Linked DNA regions of Homo sapiens: region 1 is linked to region 2. A link is an interaction called in ENCODE POLR2A ChIA-PET data of the cell type or tissue named here. Cell type or tissue: B cell. All regions are shown on one strand. Links, peaks and the distances in the headings refer to the core of each region. The heading gives the core; the rest is flanking DNA.

Evidence for each region. Peaks named below come from ENCODE experiments on the same cell type or tissue, not always from the same donor. Only the 100,000 strongest peaks of a DNase experiment are listed, where the experiment ranks them.
Region 1: POLR2A ChIA-PET joins it to region 2 with 7 read pairs; 4 of 35 experiments call an interaction of 5 or more read pairs at or near these places.

Annotation. Positions count from the first base shown.
Region 1 is chr9:128,737,796-128,754,348 of GRCh38, reverse strand. ZER1 (zyg-11 related cell cycle regulator) reads left to right here. Exons shown (of 16, transcript NM_006336.4): 3 at 390-540; 4 at 749-1,185; 5 at 1,500-1,676; 6 at 2,822-2,936; 7 at 3,081-3,227; 8 at 3,560-3,733; 9 at 11,604-11,819; 10 at 12,508-12,549; 11 at 12,695-12,814; 12 at 13,462-13,577; 13 at 14,230-14,418. It overlaps LOC124902340 (small nucleolar RNA U13), which reads right to left and starts at 4,991; the gene lies at 4,888-4,991. In B cell, for the core only: no CTCF peak of the experiment used is centred there; no DNase peak of the experiment used is centred there.
Region 2 is chr9:128,655,876-128,664,948 of GRCh38, reverse strand. It overlaps DYNC2I2 (dynein 2 intermediate chain 2), which reads left to right and starts at 8,102. Exons shown (of 9, transcript NM_052844.4): 1 at 8,102-8,408. The coding sequence starts at 8,223. It also overlaps the pseudogene HMGA1P4. RefSeq lists enhancers at 7,402-8,045, 7,863-8,072, 8,046-8,690 and a silencer at 8,253-8,582. In B cell, for the core only: no CTCF peak of the experiment used is centred there; DNase peaks (open chromatin) are centred at 8,058 and 8,828; H3K4me3 peaks cover 1,648 bases; H3K27ac peaks cover 1,539 bases.

The DNA.
Region 1 (16,553 bases), core at 2,995-10,994, 87 kb before region 2:
AGCTGGGAACTCTGAACTACTTGGCTTAGTTTGCCTGTTTAAAAGGGTCGCAGGAGGGGCTTAAAGAAGGTGACGAGAGTGGCCATGCCAGTGGGGCTGCTGCCCCTGCAGTGTGCGTGCGTGGAGGCTGTGTGACAGGCATGTGCACTGGGAGAGATGGCGCCTGCATCACCTAGAAGGTCTCCCAGAGAGCTGCCTTTAGATTCCTGGTTCCTGGGCACCCTTAATCTTACTGGTAGTTTAGTCAGGATCTGACCAGATACTCTTAGGAGAAGGAGGTTGCTACTTGGGGTGATCCAAGAAAGCTTCAGGGGGAGGAGGGCTTGGCTTTGAAGCGAGGATGAGAGTCCCTGTGGCCCTCTCCTGAGCCAGGCTTTTTTCTCTCCCAGGTATGTGGAGCTGGTGAACGCTGCCTGTAACTTCGAGCCACACGAGAGCTTCTTCAGCCTCTTTTCGGACCCCCGCAGCACCCGCCTCACGCGGATCCACCTCCGTGAGGACCTGGTGCAGGACCAGGACCTGGAGGCCATCCGCAAGCAGGTGAGACCTGCCCCGCCACAGCGCCAGGAGGGCCCACACCAAGCAGGGGCCAGGCTGCTCGCCTCCAGCCCAGCCATCCCCAGCCCAGCCAGTGTGCACCGTGACTGTGCACATCCCCCTTTCCAACCCACCTGTAGCCCAGGGCAAGGCCTGGGGCCGGGGGAAGGGGCAAGGGTGGTGATGATGATGGAGCTGTGCCCACTCCCAGGACCTGGTGGAGCTGTACCTGACTAACTGCGAGAAGCTGTCCGCCAAGAGCCTGCAGACACTGAGGAGCTTCAGCCACACCCTGGTGTCCTTGAGCCTCTTCGGCTGTACAAACATTTTCTATGAGGAGGAGAACCCAGGGGGCTGTGAAGATGAGTACCTCGTCAACCCCACCTGCCAGGTGCTGGTTAAGGATTTCACCTTCGAGGGCTTCAGCCGCCTCCGCTTCCTCAACTTGGGCCGCATGATTGATTGGGTCCCTGTGGAGTCCCTGCTGCGGCCGCTTAACTCCCTGGCTGCCTTGGACCTCTCAGGCATTCAGACGAGCGACGCCGCCTTCCTCACCCAGTGGAAAGACAGCCTGGTGTCCCTCGTCCTCTACAACATGGACCTGTCCGACGACCACATCCGGGTCATCGTGCAGCTGCACAAGCTGCGGTGAGCTCCTGGCCCAGAGCTCACCAGGGTGGGGTTTGGGGGGCAGGTGGGGAGGAGTAGAGGTGGGTGTTGTCACGCCCTCAGGGTTCAGGAGCGCTTGGCTAGGCAGAGGGTGGGGATGAAGACACAGTCCCATTCCTTAAACCCAGTGTTTCAGCTGGATTGGGGCTGTTTGGGGTTTCTTCCCAGAATGCCCTGGGGAAGTTGTGGCAGGAATGGGCCCTCCCCTGCTACAGACTAAAGGAGCTGGGATCTGCAAGGCAGCCCCACCCTGTACCCAGCTCCTAACCTGCACCCCCTACCCCAATCTTCAGACACCTGGACATCTCCCGAGACCGCCTCTCCAGCTACTACAAGTTCAAGCTGACTCGGGAGGTGCTGAGCCTCTTTGTGCAGAAGCTGGGGAACCTAATGTCCCTGGACATCTCTGGCCACATGATCCTAGAGAACTGCAGCATCTCCAAGATGGAAGAGGAAGCGGGGCAGACCAGGTGGGGCCCCAGCCTCCATGGCTACTGGTAGGGTGTCATTCAACAGGCATTTAGGCTGGCGCAGTGGCTCACGCCTGTAATCCCAGCACTTTGGGAAGCCAAGATGGGCGGATCACTTGAGGCCAGGAGTTAGAGACCAGCCTGGCCAACATGGTGAAACCCCATTTCTACTAAAAATACAAAATTTAGCTGGACATGGTGGCAGACACCTGTAGTCCCAGCTACTTGGGAGGCTAAGGTATGAGAATTGAAGCCGGGAGGCGGAGCCTGCAGTGAGCTGAGATCGCGCCACTGCACTCCAGCCTAGGCAACAAAGTGGGACTTTGTCTCAAAAAAAAAAAAAAAGAAAGTATTTGCCAAGTACCCCTCTGCCAAGTGCTGTGCTGGGTGCTAGAGATAAAGAAACAAATCAGGTCCTGCCCTCTTGGAGGCTGTGTGAGCTGGTGGGGACAATCAAGTCATTACAAGGGCTATGGTAGGGGCAATCCAGGGCCCCGGTGTGGCCTGAGGATCAGGAAGGAAGGAGGAGGAGGGACGCATCCTGGCTGTCCTGAAAGCTCATTCTGCCTCTGCCAGAGGAAGCGTGTTCTAGCAGAGGGAACAGCACCTGCAAAGGCCAGTAGGTGAGAGCATGAGGAGCGACAGGGGAACTACCCAACACTCAGCCTGACCAGAGCACAGTGCCATGGGGGGAAGAGGCAAGGCTGGCAGTGTCTGCCACCTATGGAGTATTGCTGGACATAGGTCGGTTCTTGGATTGGTTGGTTGAGAAGTTTGACCAAACCCTACCAGCTGTAACTGGCCACCCATAAGCCCTGGCCCCAGCCTGCTTTAATGGTGTTCAGTTGAGCTTGTCCCTTTGTGATTGTTGGTGAGACCTAAAGGTGCCATGTCCTTACTAGAATGGCAGGTGGTTTCTAAAGGTGGCTGCATTGCCCATCCTATGTGTTCCCCTACTATGTGGCTTTGCCATGCTTCCATCAGGAGGTGGTGCTTATGTCCCCTACCATTAAAAACAAAAGGAGTAGGGGATGAGGTTGGAGGGCCTAGAAGAGAAAGCAAGGAAATGCCTCACCACCCCCAGTGGGGAGGCCCAGCTCAGGCCTGGGTCCCAAGCCACTGACACCGGCACCCTCTTTCCCCAGCATTGAGCCTTCCAAGAGCAGCATCATACCTTTCCGGGCTCTGAAGAGGCCGCTGCAGTTCCTCGGGCTCTTTGAGAACTCTCTGTGCCGCCTCACGCACATTCCAGCCTACAAAGTGAGCAGTGGAAGTGGGATGGGTCTGGGCCAGGGAGCCTTGGGAGAGAGAAGGAGCTGGATTCTGGGGCTGGAGACTGAGCTGGGATCTGGCATCCCAGCCCTTGGCCTCTGCTGGGTTGTTCTGAGCGTGTCCCACCCGCAGGTAAGTGGTGACAAAAACGAAGAGCAGGTGCTGAATGCCATCGAGGCCTACACGGAGCACCGGCCTGAGATCACCTCGCGGGCCATCAACTTGCTTTTTGACATCGCCCGCATCGAGCGTTGCAACCAGCTGCTGCGGGCCCTGAAGGTCAGCTCCAAGCCTGGGGCCTTGGCCTCCTGTCCCTCCCCACCTGGAGGTTGCCGGGCTTGGCTGAGCCGTGTCCCCAGAGCCTGTGTCCTTCTGCACCCTGTCCCCAGGGCCCCAGGACCCGAACCCCAGCCTGGGCCTCACAGCACTTGACTTGCTTCAGCACTGGCCTTGTTTGGTCCCCACCCTGGTGTCTGCTCCCCAGGCCCCACTTCTGCCTTTAGAGAGCAAGACCAGGCTAAACCTTGCCCCAGAGAGCCTGTTCCAGCCCCTTGCAGAGCCCAGGCCTCTCCCTGCACTTGCCAGCCCAGGTCCCCCTTGTCTTCATACAGCTGGTCATCACGGCCCTCAAGTGCCACAAATATGACAGGAACATTCAAGTGACAGGCAGCGCCGCTCTCTTCTACCTAACAAATTCCGAGTACCGCTCAGAGCAGAGTGTGAAGCTGCGCCGGCAGGTTATCCAGGTGGTGCTGAATGGCATGGAATCCTACCAGGAGGTGACGGTGAGCCCCCACCCGCCACGGCCCCGCATGCTCTGGCCCAGCCACCCCTTTCCTGCTTCTTGCGTCCCGCTAGGGCTCCCCCGGCTCTGGGCTGCATCTGTCCCAGCTCCCTTTCCCACAGCAGCACTCCCTGACTCTTGGGACCTGGCCCTTCCCACAGTCCATCACTCCTGGCTGCCCTCCATCCTCCTCCCTGCCCCATGTGGGGGTGGGGGCCCAGGGACCCTGCCCTTCTCCCTGCCTGTGCCGTCTCCTCAGCCCTTCTGCCCATACACTCTGCTGGGGGATTTCTTACCAACAGCTGCTTTTAATATAAAAGTAATAAAAGCCTTTATTATAGAAAAGTTATAATTACAGATATACAGAAAATAAAAATCACCCATAAACCCACTACCCAGAGACAGGCACCATTAACATGGGATATCAATTGTGAATTTTAGCCTATGCACACATATTTTGTAAATGGGATACACAAACTGCATACTGTTTGTATATGGTGGATTTTTACTTCAACTGTGTTGTCACATGAATATGAACATCTCCCTTATCCGCCAACAATTTTTTTCTTTTTTGAGATGGAGTTTCACTCTTATTGCCCAGGCTGGAGTGCAATGGCACAATCTCGGGTCACTGCAACTTCCACCTCCCGGGTTCAAGTGATTCTCCTGTCTCAGCCTCCCGAGTAGCTGGGATTACAGGCATGCGCCACCATGCCCGGCTAATTTTGTATTTTTAGTAAAGATGGGATTTTACCATATTGGTCAGGCTGGTCTCGAACTCCTGACCTCAGGTGATCCACCTGCCTCAGCCTCCCAAAGTGCTGGGATTACAGATGTGAGCCACTGCGCCTGGCCAGCCAACAAATTTTTTTTTCAGATGGAGTCTTGCTCTGTTGCCCAAGCTGGAGAGCAGTGGCGGGTTCAAGTGATTCTCCTGCCTCAGCCTCCCAAGTAGCTGGGACTACAGGTGCATGCCACCACACCTGCCTAATTTATGTATTTTTAGTAGAGACGGGGTTTTGCCATGTTGGTCAGTCTGGTGTTGAACTCCTGACCTCAGGTGATCCACCTGCCTCAGCCTCCCAAAGTGCTGGGATTACAAGCATGTGCCACCACACCCAGCCAACATATTTATATAACAAAAACTTTTTTTCATTTCAGATGGGCAATATGCCAACGTCCTAACATGGTTTGAGGGAGGCACATTTCACACATGAGCATGAAGACCTAATCATCACTCTTATAAACTACGAAAGGATCAAACAATAATTTTTATTTATTTATTTTTTCGAGATGGAGTCTTACTCTGTCGCCCAGGCTGGAGTGCAGTGCACAATCTTGGCTCACTGCAATCTCTGCCTCCTGAGTTCAAGTGATCCTCCTGCCTCAGCCCCCCTAGTGGCTGGGACTACAGGCACGTGCCACCATGCCAGGCTAATATTTGTATTTTTAGTAGAGACAGGGTTTCGCCATGTTGGCCAGGCTGGTCTCGAACTCCTGAGCTCAGGTGATCCACCTGCCTCGGCCTCCCAAAGTGCTGGGATTACAGGCGTGAGCCACCGTGCTCAGCCACAATATATATATATATATTTTAATTAAGACAGGGTCTCAGGCTGGGCGTGGTGGCTCACGCCTGTAATCCCAGCACTTTGGGAGGCTGAGGCAGGCAGATCATGAGGTCAGGAGTTTGAGACCAGCCTGGCCAACATGGCGAAACCCCATCTCTACTAAAAAATACAAAAATTAGCTGGCCACGGTGGCTCACACCTGTAATCCCAGCACTTTGGGAGGCTGAGGCAGGCGGATCACCTGAAGTCAGGAGTTCGAGACCAGCCTGGCCAACGTGGTGAAACCCTGTCTCTACTAAAAATACACAAATTAGCTGGGCATGGTGGCAGGCGCCTGTAGTCCCAGCTACCTGGGAGGCTGAGGCAGGAGAATTGCTGGAACCCAGGAGGTAGAGGTTGCAGTGAGCTGAGATCAAGCCACCGAACTCCAGCCTGGGTGACAGAGGGAGACTCTGTCACAAAGAAAAACAAAAACAAATACACAGGGTCTCACTTTGTTGCCAAGGCTGGAGTATAGCGGCATGATCACAGCTCACTGTGGCCTCCACCTCTCAGGCTCAAGCAAGCCTCCCAACTCAGCCTCCCCAGTAGCTGGGACAACAAGGCATGTACCACCACACCCAACTAATTTTTTTTTTTTTTTTTTTGAGACAGAGTCTCGCTCTGTCACCCAGGCTGGAGTTAAGTGGCACGATCTCGGCTCACTGCAAGCTCCACCTCCCAGGTTCACGCTATTCTGCCTCAGCCTCCCGAGTAGCTGGGACTACAGGCGCCCGCCACCCTGCCACGCTAAGTTTTTGTATTTTTAGTGGAGACGGGGTTTCACTGTGTTAGCCAGGATGGTCTCAATCTCCTGACCTCATGATCCGCCTGCGTCGGCCTCCCAAAGTGCTGGGATTATAGGCATGAGCCACCATGCCCGGCCCACAGTCAGCTAATTTGTATTTGTGTGTGTCTGTGTGTATGTGGTGACGGGGTCTCGCTGTGTTGCCCTTGCTATCCCCTAGCTCAAGTGATCCTCCTGCCTTGGTTTCCCAAAGTGCTGGGATTATAAGCATGAGCCATTGCACTAGGCCCAAAAATTGTTTAATAATGTTTCTTTTCTGATTACAAAAGATATCTAATGCTTAAGCCAGGTGTGGTGGCCCTCACCTGTAATCTCAGCACTTTGGAGGGCCGAGGAAGGCAGATCACTTAAGATCAGGAGTTCCAGACCAGCCTGGCCAACATGGTGAAACCCTATCTCTACTAAAACTACAAAAATTAGCCGGGCATACTGGCGGGTGCCTGTAGTCCCAGCTACTCCACTCCGGAGGCTAAGGCAGGAGAATTGCTTAAACTCGGGAGGTGGAGATTTCAGTGAGCTGAGATCGTGCCACTGCACTCCAGTCTGGGTGACGAAGCAAGACTCTGTGTCAAAACAAAACCAAAAACAAAAAAAAGATACCTAAATGCTTAAAAGATGAAAAAATTCAAGTGATACAAGAATGTATTAAATAGAGCGAAAGCCACTTACAATCTCACCTCTCCTCCTCTAGATGCAGCTGGTGTTAAGGCTCACTTTCATGACTGCTGACACCAGCATATGTTCAGTGTCCTCATCCAGGGAGAGGCCACTGTGTGGAGGACTCTGCTGGAGCTTGGAGGGAGTGGCCAAGGTCAAGGCTCTGCCCAGTGTGTGAAACAGCCCCCAGGGCCAAATAATTTAGGTTGCTGTTTCATCTTTTGCTCTCTCAAGCAATGCTTTGTTAATTATACTTAATTAGTTATCCTTATAATACATTTCTGTAAGTAGAGTTGTAGAATTTCAGGGGCAGTATGTGTGTGTGTATATTTTTTCTTTTCTTTTTTTTTGAGACAGAGTCTCTGTTGCTCAGGCTGGAGTGTAGTGGTGTGATCTCGGCTCACTACAACCTCTACCTCCCAGGTTCAAGCGATTCTCCTGCCTCAGTGTCCTGAGTAGCTGGGACTACAGGAGCATGCCACCACGCCTGGCTAATTTTTGTATTTTTAATAGAGACAAGATTTCACCATGTTGGCCAGGCTGGTCTGGAACTCCTCCTAGCCTCAAGTGACCTGCCCACCTGCCCCTTCTCTACAAAAAAATTTTTTTAGGCCGGCGCAGTGGCTCATGCCTATAATCCCAGCACTTTGGGAGGCCAAGGTGGGTGGATCACCTGAGGTCAGGAATTCAAGACCAGCCTGGCCAACATGGTGAAACCCGGTCTCTACTTAAAATACAAAAATTAGCTGAGTGTGCCGGTGGGCACCTGTAATCCCAGCTACTCAGGAGGCTGAGGCAGGAGAATCTCTTGAACCCAGGAGGCAGAGGTTGCAGTGAGCCGAGATGGTACCATTGCACTCCAACCTGGGTGACGAGAGTGAAACTCTGTCTCAAAAAAAAAAAATTTTTTTTTAATTAGCTGGGTGTGGTGCTATGCGTCTGTAGCCCCAGCTACTCGGAGGCCGAGGTGGGATGATTGCTTGAGCCTGGGAAGTGGAGGCTGCAGTCAGTGAACTAAGATTCTACCACTGCACTCTAGCCTGGGCAACAGAGGAGACCCTGTCTTAAAAAAAAAAAAAAAAAAAAGGAAAAGAAGAGAGAAAAAGAAGACTAGTTGGAGACTCCCAAATGAATTAATAAATCTGTCACAGAAATGGAAATCAAAATAAGAGGAAGTCACATTTCATCTCAAGAGCTTGGTGATACCCAGTGTTGCAAAGATAGGGAAGAGCACCCTCACACCCTGTCTACTGGTAAGGGATGAATCGTGCAACCTTTGTGAAGGGCAACCAGCAGAACCTGCCAAAATTCTAAATGCATCTATCTTTTGACCTAGCCATTCTGCAATTAGAACTGTTCTTAGAGGAAAAAGATATATCCTCACTTGTAAAATTTTTTTGAAAAAGGCCGGGCACAGTGGCTCATGCCTGTAATCCTCACACTTTGGGAGGCTGAGGCAGATGGATCACTTGAGGCAAGGAGTTCTGGACCATCCTGGCCAACATGGCGAAACTCCATCTCTACCAAAAATACAAAAATTAGCCGGGCGTGGTGGTGTGTGCCTGTAATCCCAGCTACTAGGGAGGCTGAGGCAGGAGGATTGCTTGAACCCAGAAGGTAGAGGTTGCAGTGAACCAAGATGGTGCCAGTGCACTCCAGCCTGGGTGACAAAGTGAGACTCTGTCTCAAAAAATAAATAAATAAAATAAAATTTAAACTGAAAAAAAGGCGGGGTGTGATGGCACATACCCAGAAATCCCAGCCACCTTGGAAGCTGAGGTGTGAAAAATTTCTTGAGCCCAGGAGTTCGAGGCTGCAGTGAGCTATGATGGCACCACTGTACTCCAGGCTGGGCAACAGAGAGACCGCGTCTTAAAAATAAATAAAAGGCCAGGCAAGGTGGCTCACACCTATAATCCCAGCACTTTGGGAGGCTGAGGCGGGTGGATCATCTGAGGTCAGGAGTTCAAGACCAGCCTGGCCAACATGGTGAAACCCTGTCTCTACTAAAATACAAAAATTAGCCAGGCATGATGGTGGGTGCCTGTAATCCCAGCTACTTGGGAGGCTGAGACGGGAGAATCGCTTGCACTGGAAGGTGGTTGCAGCGAGCCAGGATCATGCCACTGCACTCCAGCCTGGGTGATAAGAGTAAATGAGACTCCATCTCAAAAAAAAAATTTTTTTTTAATTGGCCAGATGTGGTGATGTGCGCCTGTAGTCCCAGCTACTCAGGAGGCTGAAGTAGGAGGATTGCTTCAGCCCAGGATTTTGAGGCTGCAATGAGCTATGGTCCAGCCTGGGCAACAGAATCAGACACTGTCTCAAAAAAAAAAAAAAAAAAACCCAAACAAATCAATAAGCAAATAAACCTGCAGACAGTACAAAGAAAACTGAGGATGTAGAGCAACTGGAGAGCTCCTACACTGCTGGTAGGAGTGTAAACTGCTAAAGCCACTGCGGAAAACAGTCTAGTGTTACCTAAAAAGGTTGAAGACATGTACATCTTGTGACCCAGAAGTCATACCAGGCATGTGTGCCCTAAAGAAACCCATGCTTATGGTCACCAGGATGCAGGTATAATACATGGCTCACAGTAGCCAACTCTTAGAGTCACCCAGACATCCATCAGCAGTAGAATGGATGAAAAAATTGGGGTGTCATGATGGAATACTATACTGTAATGAAAAATGAATGCATTTCAGCTACGTATAACAACAGTTAATCTTGCAAACCTATAGAATATCTCTATAAAAAGCGGGGGCCAGCCAGGCATGGTGGCTCATGCCTGTAATCCCAGCACTTTGGGAGGCTGAGGCAGGTGGATCACCTGAGGTCAGGAGTTCCAGACCAGCCTGGCCAACATGACGAAACCCTGTCTCTACTAAAAATACAAAAATTAGCCAGGCATGGTGGCTGGAGCCTGTAATCGCAGCTACTTGGGAGGCTGAGGCAGAAGAATCACTTGAACCTGGGAGGCAGAGGTTGCAGTGAGCTGAGATCACGCCATTGCATTCCAGCCTTGGCAACAAGAGTGAAACTCCATCCAAAAAAAAAAAAAGGCCCTGCACGGTGGCTCACATCTGTAATCCCAGCACTTTGGGAGGCTGAGGCTGGTGGATCATGAGATCAAGACCATCTTGGCCAACATGGTAAAACCCTGTCTCTACTAAAAATACAAAAAAATTAGCTGGGCATGGTAGCACGCACCTATAATCCCAGCTACTTGGGAGGCTGAGGCAGGAGAATCGCTTGGACCCGCGAGGCAGAGGTTGCAGTGAGCCACTGCAAGATTGCACCACTGGACTCCAGCTTGGCAACAGAGCGAGACTCCATCTCAAAACAAAATGCTGGGCACAGTGGCTCATGCCTGTAATCCCAGCACTTTGGGAGGCCGAGGTGGGTGGATCACGAGGTCAGAAGTTCAAGACCATCCTGGCCAAGACGGTGAAACCCCATCTCTACTAAAAATACAAAAAATTAGCTGGGCGTGGTGGCAGTTGCCTGTAATCCTAGCTACTCAGGAGGCTGAGGTAGAAAATTGCTTGAACGCCACAGGCAGGGGTTGCAGTGAGCTGAGATCACGCCACTGCACTCCACCCTGGGCGACAGAGTGAGACTCCATCTCAAAAAAAAAAAAAAAAAAAAAAAGCAGGGGCCATTGGAGGCGCCTGTAATCCCAGCTACTAGGGAGGCTGAGGTGGGAGGATCACTTGAGCCCGGGAGGGGGAGGTTGCAGTGAGCTGACATTGTGCCTCCACACTCCAGCCTGGGTGACAGAGTGAGACCCTGTCTCAAAAACTAAATAAAATTAAAGAAAGCAGGGGCCAGGTGCAGTTGCTCATGCCTAGAATCCCAGAACTCTGGGAGGCTGAGGTAGGAGGATCTCTTGAACCCAGGAAGTAGAGGCCAGCCTGGACAACATAGTGAGACCCCATCTCTACAAAAAACAAAATAGCTGCGCATATGGTGGCACACAGCTGTAGTACCAGCTACTCAGGATGCTGAGGAGGGAGGATCACTTGAGCCCCAGAGGTTGATGCTGCAGTGAGCCATGATGGTGCCACTGTGCTCCAGCCTGAGTAGCAGAGCAAGACCCTGTCTCAAAAAAAATAAATAAATAAAAGAAGGCTGGGCGCAGTGGCTCACACCTGTAATCCCAACACTTTGGGAGGCCAAGGCAGGCAGATCACTTGAGGCTAGGAGTACAAGACCAGCCTGGCCAACATGGGGAAACCCCATCTCTACTAAAAATACAAAAATTAGCCGGGCATGGTGGCACGCCTGTAATCCCAGCTACTCAGGAGGCTGAGGCAGGAGAATTGTTTGAACCAGGGAGGTGAAGGTTGCAGTGAGCCGAGATAGGTCCACTGCACTCCAGCCTGGGCGACAGAGCAGCACTCCATCTCAAAAAAAAAAAAGAAAGAAAAAGAAAAGCAGAGATATTGTAGTGGTTCTCTCTAGGGGGGTCGAAGGGCTAAGGGTCTTATGATCAGGAAGGGACAGTGGGGACTTCGGGGTGCTGACAGTGTTCTGTTTCTTGACCCAGGTGGTGGTTACATTGAGTTCACTTTATGTCATTTATAAAACTATACATTTGTGTTTTATGCATTCTTCTGTATGAATATTTCACATTTTTAAAAAACATTTTTTAGAGAAGACTTGTATAGCCTCCTCTTCCAGAAAACCGGGCTGGACTGCCACAACTCTGGATGAGCTCATACCTCTAGATAGTTCCTAGAGCCCTGCTCCTGAGTCTGACCCTGAATGTGCCCCACTTGTGTCCTGTCCCGGCCCAGGTGCAGCGGAACTGCTGCCTGACGCTCTGCAACTTCAGCATCCCCGAGGAGCTGGAATTCCAGTACCGCCGGGTCAACGAGCTCCTGCTCAGCATCCTCAACCCCACGCGGCAGGACGAGTCTATCCAGCGGATCGCCGTGCACCTGTGCAATGCCCTGGTCTGCCAGGTAGACAACGACCACAAGGAGGCCGTGGGCAAGATGGGCTTTGTCGTGGTACGTGTGGGGGGCGCTGCCCCCTTCCTCCTGAGCCTCACTGCTCTCCCCCACCCCTCTACCCTGAGCGAGAGTCTCAGAGCAGGGCCTGGGGCTGGGAGTCGGAGAGGGAGAGTGTGCTGAAGCATGAGGGATTTAGGCTAGACCAAAGGAAGAATTTCTTAATGCTGAATGTTGCTGATGCCCTCATAGATTTCTTCCACCTAGAGCATGCTGTCATCCTGTCCCAGTCCCTGCGCTCATCCTGCTTTCATAAGCTCTGTAGGGAAAGATGCCATGCTGTCCTTCCGTCATTGTGTCCCCAGCACTTCTTGGCATGGGCCCTGGAGGCCAGTGGGGAGATGATAAATATCACTGGTGAAAGGAAGGAAAGAATGACAAAGGAGCTCAAGAGCTTCTGGTCTCATTTGATGGCAGCGAAGCTCAAGCCCCAGCGGGAAGGGCTGTGCCCAAAGTCACAGGGGAGTCACCCGAGGGCCAGGAACGGCACCCGGGCCTGCTAATGCCAATACCAAGGGGCTGAGGCGTGGATGCCTTCAAATAGCCTCCCCCAAATATAGGGAGACTTGATCTCGTCAAGACTCCTGAACTAGCCATGGCGTTGCTGAGCCTCCCCTCCATCTTGGGTTCGTGGGGGTGGGAGTTCTTCAGCCCCAGCACTCTAGCAGACTCTTGTCCCTGCCTGCAGACCATGCTGAAGCTGATTCAGAAGAAGCTGCTGGACAAGACAGTAAGTCAAGTCTTCACGAAGCCACGCTACCCTTTCCCCACCTCGCAAGGGGCCTGGGCTGCCCCTGGGGGAGGTCTGTGTTTTGTCAGGGGCCCCCCTCCCCGGGTACCAGGAGCCTTGGCTGAGCCCTGCCCTGCCCTCACAGTGTGACCAGGTCATGGAGTTCTCCTGGAGTGCCCTGTGGAACATCACAGATGAAACTCCTGACAACTGCGAGATGTTCCTCAATTTCAACGGCATGAAGCTCTTCCTGGACTGCCTGAAGGTAGTGTCCACCTCCTGCAGCAGCAGCTGCCTCAGCTGCCCACATGGCCCCTCTTCTGTCCCTAGGCTCCCCACCAACCAAATCCGCAGCACCCCTCACCCATGCTTCCTGGAGAAGGGCAGTGGGGACAGACTCAGGCCCACCCACCCAGGATTTGCTGCTGACAGAAGCTCCAGACCCAGATGGCCTGGTGGGGCCTCCTGAGAGCCCCCACTCCCAGGGAAAGCCCCTCCCTGTCTCCTCGGCCGTTGTTCTCAGGCTGCCCACAGCTGGCCAGAGCCCACTACGCTACGAGCTGGACAGCGGGTCTGTTCATCCTTAAACACATGCTCTGTTTTCCTGCTTTAATTTCTAGGAGGGTCCCTTAAACTAGTATTTTGAGCTTTGGTGAACAGAACCACGTCTGTCCCATAGGTCAGATCTCTAATCAACCTTTGTCTTTGTGGCAAGCAATCCCACCCCTTTAATTCCTTAGTGTGTGTACCCAGCACTGACCTAGGAGCATTGGAGGGTAGGAGGGCAGCATATATGCCCCCTCTTTGTCTAGTTGGCATGGCCAGATGCCCATGAAGCTTTTTGGTTAACAATACCAGATACTAAGTCATTAAGTACTAATTGATGCGGCCCATTGGCTCTCCTTTTCCCAGGAATTCCCAGAGAAGCAGGAACTGCATAGGAATATGCTAGGACTTTTGGGGAATGTGGCAGAAGTGAAGGAGCTGAGGCCTCAACTAATGACTTCCCAGTTCATCAGCGTCTTCAGGTTGGTATTTTTAATCCTTTCCCTTTTTGCCTTAGCTGCCACAATGCTCAGAGCTCTAGCGTTTGCTCAGTTGCACAACTGCTCTTAGCCTAGGTTTGCTATAAATGTCATTTTCCCTCGATAATGTGGTTTCTTATTCATTCAATCCTTCGTAAGTGGTCCTTTTGTAATTATATCTTTTTTTTTTTTTTTGAGATGGAGTCTTGCTCTGTCACCCAGGCTGAAGTGCAGTGGCACAATCTAGGCTCACTGCAAGCTCTGCCTCCCGGGTTCACGCCATTCTCCTGCCTCAGCCTCCCGAGTAGCTGAGACTACAGGCGCCTGCCACCACGCCCAGCTAATTTTTTTGTATTTTTAGTAGAGATGGGGTTTCACCATGTTAGCCAGGATGGTCTCGATCTCCGGACCTCGTGATCCACCTGCCTTGACCTCCCAAAGTGCTGGGATTACAGGCGTGAGCCACTGCGCCCAGCCTGTAATTATATCTTAAATGACCTCAAATCCCTTTAGAAGTAGTCTGGGTATATAGACGATATGGGATAAAGAAATAAGTAGCACCTCTTGCTTCTGGTTTTAAGTTGGGGTCCTGCCGCTGGTATCTGAAGAGAAACTGGGGGAGTGGGACTCCATTTTTCTGTCTTTCTCCTGGCAGCAACCTGTTGGAGAGCAAGGCCGATGGGATCGAGGTTTCCTACAATGCCTGCGGCGTCCTCTCCCACATCATGTTTGATGGACCCGAGGCCTGGGGCGTCTGTGAGCCCCAGCGTGAGGAGGTGGAGGAACGCATGTGGGCTGCCATCCAGAGCTGGGACATAAACTCTCGGAGAAACATCAATTACAGGTGTGGGCAGGGCAGGGAGCGGGGATGCGGTGTGGAATATGGGGTAAGTGCTGGGCAGGATGCTCATACCATTAAGGTCTGCTCAGAGCTCCCACCTTCCTTCTGGTCTTCTGTAGGGTTCTGCTTTCACTCATTGATACGTAGCCGCACACAGCACAGAGCATACATAAGGGCACGATCTCATCCGTGCAGCCTGGAGCATTTGTCATACATGCCAACATCTGCATGTACCCAAAGCCTGCTCTTTGCAAACCACTAATACCTACTGATTTGTGGGGAGGGGTGGGGAGAAAATAGACACACAACAGAAAACCATACAGGTGGGCCGGGCACAGTAGCTCTTGCCCATAATCCCAGCACTTTGGGAAGCTGAGACAGGAGGATCACTTGAGCCCAAGATTTCCTTTCTTTTCTTTTTTTTTTTTTTTTGAGACAGAGTCTTGCTCTGTCGCCCAGGCTGGAGTGCAGTGGTGCAATCTCAGCTGACTGCAAGCTCTGCCTCCTGGGTTCACGCCATTTTCCTGCCTCAGCCTCAGAGTAGCTGGGATTACAGGCACCCGCCACCACGCCCGGTTAATTTTTTTGTATTTTTAGTAGAGACGAGTTTTCACCGTGTTAGCCAGGATAGTTTCGATCTCCTGACCTCGTGATCCGCCCACGTCGGCCTCCCAAAGTGCTGGGATTACAGGCATGAGCCACTGCGTCCAGCTGAGCCCAAGATTTCAAGACCAGCTTGGGCAACATAGTGAGACTTCCTCTTTACGAAAAATTTTAAAAATCAGGCCAGGTGCAGTGGTTCACGCCTGTAATCATAGCACTTTAGGAGGCTGAGGCGGGCAGATCACGAGGTCAGGAGTTCAAGACCAGCCTGCCCAACATGGTGAAACCCCGTCCCTACTAAAAATACAAAAATTAACCTGGCGTGGTGGCACATACCTGTAATCCCAGCTACTCAGGAGGCTGAGGCAGGAGAATCGCTTGAACCCAGGAGGCAGAGGTTGCAGTGAACCGAGATGGCGCCACTGCATTCCAGCCTGGGCAACAGACCAAGACTCCATCTCAAAAAAAAAAAAAAAAAAAAATGAGCTGGGTGTGATGGTGCACACCTGTAGTCCCACCTACTGGGGAGGCTGAGGCAGGAGGGTCACTTGAGCCCAGGAGGTCGAGGCTGTAGTGAGCCAACATCATGCTACTGCACTCCAGCCTAGGGGACAGAATGAGACCATTTCTTTAAAAAAAAGAAGAAGGTCAGGCGCGGTGGCTCACACCCGTAATCCCAGCACTTTGGGAGGCAGAGGCGGGCGGATCATGAGGTCAGGAAATCGAGACCATCTTGGCTAACGCAGTGAAACCCCACCTCTACTAAAAATACAAAAAATTAGCCGGGCGTGGTGGCATGCGCCTGTAGTCCCAGCTACTCGGGAGGCTGAGGCAGGAGAATGGTGTGAACCTGGGAGGCGGAGCTTGCAGTTAGCCGAGATCGCGCCACTGCACTCCAGCCTGGGCGACAGAGCGAGACTCCGTCTCAAAAATAAATAAATAAAAATAAAAATAAAAATAAATTAAAAAAACAAGAAAACAAAACAGGGCCGGGCACAGTGGCTCACACCTGTAATCCCAGCACTTTGGGAGGCAGAGGCGGGCAGATCATGAGGTCAGGAAATCGAGACCATCTTGGCTAACGCAGTGAAACCCCACCTCTACTAAAAATACAAAAAATTAGCCGGGCGTGGTGGCATGCGCCTGTAGTCCCAGCTACTCGGGAGGCTGAGGCAGGAGAATGGCGTGAACCTGGGAGGCGGAGCTTGCAGTTAGCCAAGATCGCGCCACTGCACTCCAGCCTGGGCGACAGAGCGAGACTCCGTCTCAAAAATAAATAAATAAAAATAAAAATAAAAATGAATAAAAAAAACAAGAAAACAAAACAGGGCCGGGCACAGTGGCTCACACCTGTAATCCCAGCACTTTGGGAGGCTGAGGCAGGCGGATCACCTGAGGTCAGGAGTTCGAAACCAGCCTGGCCAACACAGTGAAACCCCATCTCTGCTAAAAATACAAAAATTAGCCAGGCATGGTGGTGGGCACCTGTAATCCCAGCTACTTGGGAGGCTGAGGCAGGAGAATCACTTGAACCT
Region 2 (9,073 bases), core at 1,074-9,073:
TCTTGCTATGTTGCCCAGGCTGGTCTTGAACTCCTGAGCTCAAGTGCTCCTCCACCCTTAGGCCTTCCAAAGTGCTGGGATTACAGGTGTGAGCTACTTCACCTGGCCAACGTTTTTTTCAACAGAATTGGTGCTGCATGTATAATGTTGAAAAACGAAATACTGGTGGGGCACGGTGGCTCACGCCTGTAATCCCAGCACTTTGGGAGGCTGAGGCGGGTGGATCACCTGAGGTCAGGAGTTCGTGACCAGCCTGGCCAACATGGTGAAACCCTGTCTCTACTAATAATACAAAAATTAGTTGGGCGTGGTGGCAGGCACCTGTAAAGCGAGCTACTTGGGAGGCTGAGACTGGAGAATTGCTTGAACCCACAAGGCAGAGGTTGAAGTGAGCCAGGATCGCGACACTTCACCCCAGTGTGGGTGACAGAGCAAGACTCTGTCTAAAAAAAAAAAAGAAAAATGAAATACTGGTATTGACATATTTAGAACAATTGCCTACACAGAACCATATTCATTCATTTAAACAATACTTATAGAGTGTCTAATATATGTGAGGCAGCAGTGATTGTAATCAGTGCTTTGAACAAAATACACAAAATAAGGTAATATTTCCCTAATGAGTTGGCTTTTGAACAGAGACATCAAGGACGTGGGGAGGAGGCATTGTGACCATCGGGGAAGGATATGCTAAACAGGCTGGGCGTGGTGGCTCACGCCTGTAATCCCAGCACTTTGGAAGGCTGATCACCTGAGGTTAGAGGTTCAAGACAAACCTAGCTAACATGGTGAAACCCTGTTTTTACTAAAAATACAAAAAAAAATTAGCCAGGTGTGGTGGCGGCCACCTGTAATCCCAGCTATTCGGGAGGCTGAGGCAGGAGAATCGCTTGTACCGGGGAGGTGAAGTTTGCGGTGAGCCAAGACCACGCCATTGCACTCCAGCCTGGGCAAGAAGAGCAAAACTCCGTCTCAAAAAAAAAAAAAAAAAAAAAAGCCTGGGTGCAGTAGCTCACACTTGTAATTCCAGGTTTTTGAAAGGCCGAGGCAGACGAATCGCTTGAGCCCAGGAGGTCAAGACAGCCTTGGCCACAGGGTGAAACCCACTCTCTACAAAAAATACAAAAAATTAACTGGGCATGATGGCGTGTACCTGTAGTCCCAGCTACTAGGGAGGCTGAGCTGGGAGATCACTTGAGCACTGGATGTTGAGGCTGCAGTGTGCCATGATGGTGCCACTGCATTCCAGCTTGGGTGACAAGAGTGATACCCTGTCTCAAAAAAAAAAAAAAAAAAAAAGAAAAAAACTATAATAGATATGAACAAAACCTAATTGGGCTACAGAAAATGGAACAAATACATCTACTTGCAGATTAAAAGGAGCCCAAGCCCCATCTCATCCTAGCACACCCTCCTCCACTGTCCTGGCAGTAGCAGGTATGGCCATCTGCGGGGGTGCTTATTCTCAAAAATGTCCCCAGCCCAGCCTGTGTCTTTGTCACTCCATGGAGCTCACACTCACTTTTCTTCCTTCCTCTCCTTCCCTAGTCCCTGCACTAGGTCAGACAATCCCCTTTGGGGTACAGGAAACAAAGCAGGAGGAGTTTGAGGTCCCTACACTGCAGCAGAAGAAGAGGAAGGAGTGGGGCCTGAATTGACCATAAAGGATGTAGGGGCCACGTTGTTCCACTGTAATGTCAAGGAGGGGGTGGCCATTGTTTGTCCCAGCCTGGGGCTCCCCCTCTGGTTTCCTATTTGTAGTTACTAGAATGAAAAAAAAACATGATAGATAAATAAATAATCCACTGGCAGAGATCAGAGAGGTTCAATCTGGATCATTAAGAATGAATTGGGGCCGGGCGCCGTGGCTCACGCCTGTAATCCTAGCACTTTGGGAGGCTGAGGCAGGCGGATCACCTGAGGTCAGGAGTTTGAGACCAGCCTGGCCAAACCCCATCTCTACCAAATATACAAAAATTAGCCAGGTGTGGTGGCCCACGCCTGTAGTCCCAGCTACTCAGGAGACTGAGACATGAGAAATGCTTGAACCTGTGAGGCAGAAACTCCGTCTCAAAAGAAAAAAAAGGCTGGGTGCAGTGGCTCACTCCTGTAGTCCCAGCACTTTGGGAGGCCAAGGCAGGTGGATCACCCGAGGTCAGGAGCTCGAGACCAGCCTGGCTAACATGGTGAAACCTACAAAAATTAGCCCAGCATGGTGGCAGTTGTCTGTAATCCCAGCTACTCTGTAGGCTGAAGCAGGAGGATCACTTGAACCTAGGAGGTGAAGGTTGCAGTGAGCCAAGATCGTGCCACTACACTCCAGCCTGGGGGATAGAGTGAGACTCTGCCTGCAAAAAAATAAATAAATAAATTAGCCATGAATGGTGGCGGGTGCCTGTAATCCCAGCTACTCGGGAGGCTGAGGCAGGGAGAATTGCTTGAACCCAGGAAGTAGGTTGCAGTGAGCCGAGATCGCGCCATTGCACTCCAGCCTGGGCAACAAGAGCAAAACTCCATCTCAAATAAAACAAAACAAAACACCCAAGACTGTAACACTTGTGTTTTGGAATTATGAATATCCTGCTGCTTTATGTCCAGTATCCATCTGTAGGGCACACCAGCCTCTCAACACAAAGAGCATGGGCAGATGGCGCTTTCATTATGGCCACCATTGATTGAGCCCCCTTCAGGTTTCAGGCTCTTTTTTTTTTTCCCCAAGACGGAGTCTCGCGCTGTTGCCCAGGCTGGAGTGCAATGGCGCAATCTCGGCTCACTGCAACCTCCGCCTCCCAGGTTCAAGTGATTCTCCTGCCTCAGCCTCCAAAGTAGCTGGGACTACAGGCACATGCAACCATGCCCAGCTAATTTTTTGTATGTTTAGTAGAGATGGGGTTTCTTTTTTTTTTTTGAGATGGAGTCTCGCTCTGTCGCCAGGCTGGATTGCAGGGGTGCAATCTCGGCTCACAGCAACCTCCACCTCCCAGGTCCAAGTGATTCTTCTGCCTCTGCCTCCCTAGTAGCTGGGATTACAGGCGCCTGCCACCACGCCCAGCTAATTTTTGTATTTTTAGTAGAGACGGGGTTTCACCATGTTGGCTAGGCTGGTCTCCAACTCCTGACCTCAGGTGATCCGCCTACCTCGGCCTCCCAAAATGCTGGGATTACAGGCATGAGCCACCAAGCCCGGCCGGCTTTTTTTCAGACATTCATCCCCTGAGGATCAAGTAAGTGTGATTGTTATTAGGACCTGATGCATGGGAGCCTCCAAAGTAGCTGGGAATACAGGTGCCTGACACCACGCCCGGCTAATTTTTTGGTTTGTCTTTTTCTGAGACAGAGTTTCACTCTTATTGCCCAGGCTGGAGTGCAACGGCTCAATCTCGGCTCACTCCAACCTCCACTTCCTGGGTTCAAGCGATTCTCCTGCCTCAGACTCACGAGTAGCTGAGATAACAGGCACCCGCTATGTCACCCGTATAATTTTTGTATTTTTGTAGAGACAAGGTTTCACCATGTTGGCCAGGCTGGTCTTGAACTCCTGACCTCAGGTGATCTGCCCACCTCGGCCTCCCAAATTGCTGGATTACAGGCGTGAGCCACCATGCCAGGCTGGTTTTTCTTTTTGTTTTTTTTTTTTTTTTTTTGAGATGGAGTCTCACTCTGTTACCCAGACTGGAGTGCAGTGGGGTAGCAATTCTCCTGCCTCGGTCTCCGGAGTAGCTGGGATTACAGGCATGCACCACCACATCTGGCTAATTTTTGTATTTTTAGTAGAGACAGGGTTTCACCATGTTCATCAGGCTGGTCTGGAACTCCTGACCTCAGGTGATCCACCTGCCTTGGCCTCCCAAATTGCTGGGATTACAGGCGTGAAACATTGCGGCCGGCTCAACACAACAACCTCATTATTAAAACAGCTTTGACCTGGCGCAGTGGCTTTTGCCTGTAATTCCAGCACTTTGGGAGGCTGAGGTGCGCAGATCCTGAGGTCAGGAGTTCGAGACCAGCCTGGCCAATATGGTGAAACCCCGTCTCTACTAAAAATACAAAAATTAGCCGGGTGTGGTGGTGCATGCCTGTAGTCCCAGCTACTTGGGAGGCTGAGGCAAGAGAATCACTTGAACTCAAGAGGTGAAGGTTGCAATGAGCCGAGATTGTGCCACTACACTTGAGCCTGGATGACAGAGCGTGACACCATCTCAAAAACATAAATAAATAAATAAAAAATAAAAATAAAATTAGACAGCTTTGTCAGGCCAGGCATGGTGGCCCATGCCTATAATCCCAGTACTTTGGGAGGCTGAGGTGGGCGGATCATGAGGTCAGGAACTCGAGACCATCCTGGCTAACATGGTGAAAGCCTGTCTCTACTGAACATACAAAAAATTAGTTGAGCGTGGTGGCATGCGCTACTCTGAAGGCTGAGGCAGGAGAATCGCTTGAACCCGGGAGGCAGCAGTTGCAGTGAGCCAAGATCACACCACTGCAGTCCACTCTGGGCAACAGAACAAGACTGTTTAAAAAAAAAAAGAAATAATAGGCAGGGCACAGTGGCTCATGCCTGTAATCCCAGCACTTTGGGAGGCCGAGGTGGGCAGATCACAAGGTCAGGAGATCGGGACCATTCTGGCTAACACGGTGAAACCTTGTCTCCACTAAAAATACAAAAAAACTTAGCTGGGGGTGGTGGCGGGCGCCTGTAGTCCCAGCTACTTGGGAGGCCGAGGCAGGAGAACGGCGTGAACCCGGGAGGCGGAGGTTGCAGTGAGCCGAGATCGTGCCACTGCACTCCAGCCTGGGCGACAGAGCGAGACTCCGTCTCAAAAATAAAATAAAATAAAAATAATAATAATAATGAGTTTTGAGGGTTTTTTTTTTTTTTTTGACAGGGTCTCACTCTGGCACCCATGCTGGAAGACAGTGGCGCAATCATGGCTCACTGCACTTGACCTCACAGGCCCAAGCGATCCTCCCAACTAAGCCTCCAGAGTAACTGGGCCATAGATGCATGCCACTACACCTGGCTAACTTTTTTTTTTTGAGACAGAGTCTTGCTCTTGTTGCCCAGGCTGGAGTGCAATGGCGCCATCTTGCCTCACTGCCACTTCCACCTCCCAGGTTCAAGTGATTCTCCTGCCTCAGCCTCCGGAGTAGCTGGAATTATAGGCATGTGCCACCACGCCTCGCTAATTTTGTATTTTTAGTAAGGACAGGGTTTCACCATGTTGGTCAGGCTGGTCTCGAACTCCTGACCTCAGGTGATCCACCCGCCTCGGCCTCCAAAAGTGCTGGGATTACAGGTGTGAGCTACTGCGCCCAGCCCTAATTTTTTAAATAGGTTTTGTCTTAGAGACGAGGTGTCCCTATGTTTCCCAGGCTGATCTCGAACTCTTAGGCATGAGCCACCACACCAGACCTTAGTGAGTTTGTGTGTGTGTTTTTTTTTTTTTTTTTGAGACGGAGTCTCCCTCTGTCGCCCAGGCTGGAGTGCAGTGGTGCGATCTCTGCTCACCGCAAGCTCCACCTCCCAGGTTCATGCCATTCTCCTGGCTCAGCCTCCCGAGTAGTTGGGACTACAGGCGCCCGCCACCACGCCCGGCTAATTTTTGTATTTTTTAGTAGAGATGGGGTTTCATCATGTTAGCCAGGATGGTCTCGATCTCCTGACCTCGTGATCCGCCCGCCTCGGCCTCCCAGTTGTGAGCCACCGCGCCCGGCCCCTTAATGAGTTTTTAAAAAGTCCCTTTTTCTTCAGTCTACATTTGAGGAAGGGCCTTTCTAGGTGGTGGTAAACTGAGGCCTGAGGGGTGTGCTTGAAGCAGGTGGAGGCAGAGGCCATGGGGTGGAGAGAGGGTGGGTACAGGGACGGAATCTTGGGCCCTGAAGGGATTGAATTGTGTTTTCAAATACCATCTGCTTTGGCCTGGGGAGTGGCTTAGCCTGTATTCCCAGCACTTTGGGAGGTAGAAGTGAGCAGTTCACTTGAACCCAGGAGTTCGAGACCAGCCTGGGCAACACGGGGAGACCCCTGCCCCCATCTCTACAAAAACACAAAAATTAGCTGGGGATGGTAGTGCATGCCTGTAGTCCCAGCTGCTTAGGAGGCTGAGGTGGTTGGATGGCCTGAGCCCGGAGAGGTTGAGGCTGCAGTGAGCCATGATCATACCACTACTCCAGCCTGGTGACACAGCCAGACCCTGTCTCAAAAAAAAAAAAAAAAAAAAAAATTAGGTCAGGTGAGGTGGCTCACCTGAGGTCAGGAGTTTCAAAGCAGCATGGCCAACACGGTGAAACCCCATCTCTACTAAAAATACAAAAAATTGGCCAGGCGTGGTGGCGGTTGCCTGTAATCCCAGCTACTCGAGAGGCTGAGGCAGGAGAATCACTTGAGCCTGGGAGGTGGAGGTTGTTGTGAGCCAAGATAGTGCCACTGCACGCCAGCCTGGACGACAAAGCGAGACTCTGTCTCAAAAAAAAACAAACAGGCTGGGCGCAGTGGCCCACGCCTGTAATCCCAGCACTTTGGCAGGCTGAGGCGGGCAGATCATTTGAGATCAGGAGTTCCAGACCAGCTTGGCCAACATGGTGAAACCCTTCTCTACTAAAAATACAAAAATTAGCCCAGTGTGGTGGCATGTGCCTGTAATCCCAGCTGCTTGGGAGGCTGAGGCATGAGAATCGCTTGAACTGGGGAGGTGGAGGTTGCTGTGAGCCGAGATCACGCCACTGCACTCCACCTTGGGCGACAGAGTGAGACTCTGTCTTAAAAAAAAAAAAAAAAAGTAGCATCTATCCTTCCCAGATCATTTTTTAGAATTTTTTTATTATTTTGTTGTTATTATTATTATTATTTTGAGACAGGGTCTCACTCTCTTGTCCAGGCTAAAGCACAGCGTGGTTCAATCAGGGCTCTCTGCAGCCTCAATTTCCCTGACTCCAGGGATCCTCTCACCTTGGCCTCCGGAGCAGCTGGGACTACAGGTGTGTGCCACTATGCCTGGCCAATTAAAAAATTTTTTTTTGTAGAGAGGGAGTCTTGCTGTGTTGCCCAGGCAGGTCTCAAACTCCTGGGCTCAAGTGATCCTCTTGCCTTGGCCTTCCAAAGTGCTGGCCATCTCGTCTGGCCTATTATTATTTTTTTAGAGATAGGGTCTTGCTCTATCACTCAGGCTGTAGTGTAGTGGTGTAATCATAGCTCACTGCAGCCTCAAACTACTGGACTCAAGGGATCTTTACACTCAGCCTGCCGAGTAGGTGGGACTACAGGCACGTGCCACCATGCCCAGCTAAGTTTTAAAACATTTTTTTTGTAGAGACGGGCTCTCACTATGTTGCTCAGGCTGGTTTCGAACTCCTGGCTTCAAGCGATCCTCCTGCCTTGGCCTCTCAAAGTACCGGGATTACAGGTGTGAGCCACCGCACCTGGCCTATTTGTTTATTCTTTATTTTTATTTTTTAGTCCTCAGGTCAGAATCTCCAGTTTTTTTAATTCCGGTGGGGCGCGCGGAATGGCAGAACGACATAATATAGTATAAAAAGCAATTCTTTCCTCAGGGTGAGAACTTAATAAGAAAGAGACGTTCTGGGCTCTTTGCCTGACACACAGTAGGCACATTATTTAGTTATTTGCTTTTAATTTCGATTTAATAAGCATGTTTCTGTAGAAGACCTCATTTGGGCCTCCCAGCTTTTTAACCACATTTAGGATCTCCGTAGGAATATTTTTCATCATCATTCTATTGAGACAGAGACTGAGGATTAAAGGGAGATCACTTGGCTTCGAGGTGACAGCCTGTTCGAGTGGCGCGGTTCTCGGATCTGCTGGAAGAATCAGCTGCTCAGCCAGATCTGCGCTCCCAGGCCCAGACCTCGCGGGCCGGCCACGGCCGCAGGCTGCCGCCCTCTCTTCGCTTCTGCGCTTGGCTGCTCAGCGCCATCTTTGAACCTGGCACCAATGCCTCACTTCCGCAGTTTCCTCGCCCAGGAGTAGCGCGCCTACTCTTAGAGTGCTTTTTCTGGGGACAGGGTATGCAAAACCGGTCATGCTTCTCTCTCTGGCCGAGAAGAATCGTTACTTTTCTTTCTTCCAGGTCTTGCAGGAGGCGCTGCGACCAATTCAAACATGGCGCCGTCAGCCTCACATTCCCCGTTTTCCGCTCATGGCGGCGTAGGGGCGGAGGTCGCGCCTGAGTGCGTCCGCACGAGAGGGCGGAACCGTCTCCATGGCAACCCGCGCGCAGCCGGGGCCACTCAGCCAGGCGGGAAGCGCTGGTGTTGCGGCGCTGGCGACAGTCGGGGTTGCGAGCGGCCCGGGGCCGGGGCGGCCAGGGCCGCTGCAGGACGAGACCCTGGGTGTGGCGTCCGTGCCCTCGCAGTGGAGGGCCGTCCAGGGCATCCGCTGGGAGACGGTGAGGGCGCGGGCCCCGCGCGGAGCGACGCGGGCGGGAAGGCGGGGTCGCAGCGCGGCTGCCGGGCGGGTTCGGGCGTCCCACCGTGGCTGCCGGGCGGGTTCGGGCGTCCCACCGTGGCTGCCGGGCGGGTTCGGGCGTCCCACCGTTTGCCTTTACAGTTTATTCCACAGAAACTGACCCAGAGGATACTTTCGGCCCATTTTTTAACAACAAAAAGTGGAAAAACAAAACACCTCCAAGGATCCCACGTTTTGAAGGATTTTGTGTGAACTGTAGTTTTTAAGCATTTCAAACAACTTTTTTTGGTTTTGTTTTGTGTTTTTTTTTTTGAACAGGGTCTCGCTCTGTCGCCCAGGCTGGAGTGCAGTGGTGCGATCTCGGCTCACTGCAGCCTCAGCCCCCGGTGCTGAGCGATCCTCCCACCTGCGCATCCAGAGTATCTGGGACCTCAGGCGCGGGCCACCACGCTGGCTGTTTATTTATTTATTATCTTGTAGAGATGGGGTCTCCATGTGTTGCCCTGGCTGGTCTCCAACTCCTGGGCTTAAGCTGTCCTCCTTCCTCGGCCTCCCAAAGTGCTGGGATTACAGGTGTGAGCCACCGCGTTCAGGCTTTTTTTTTTTTTTTTTGAGACAGTCTCGCTCTGTCGCCCAGGCTGGAGT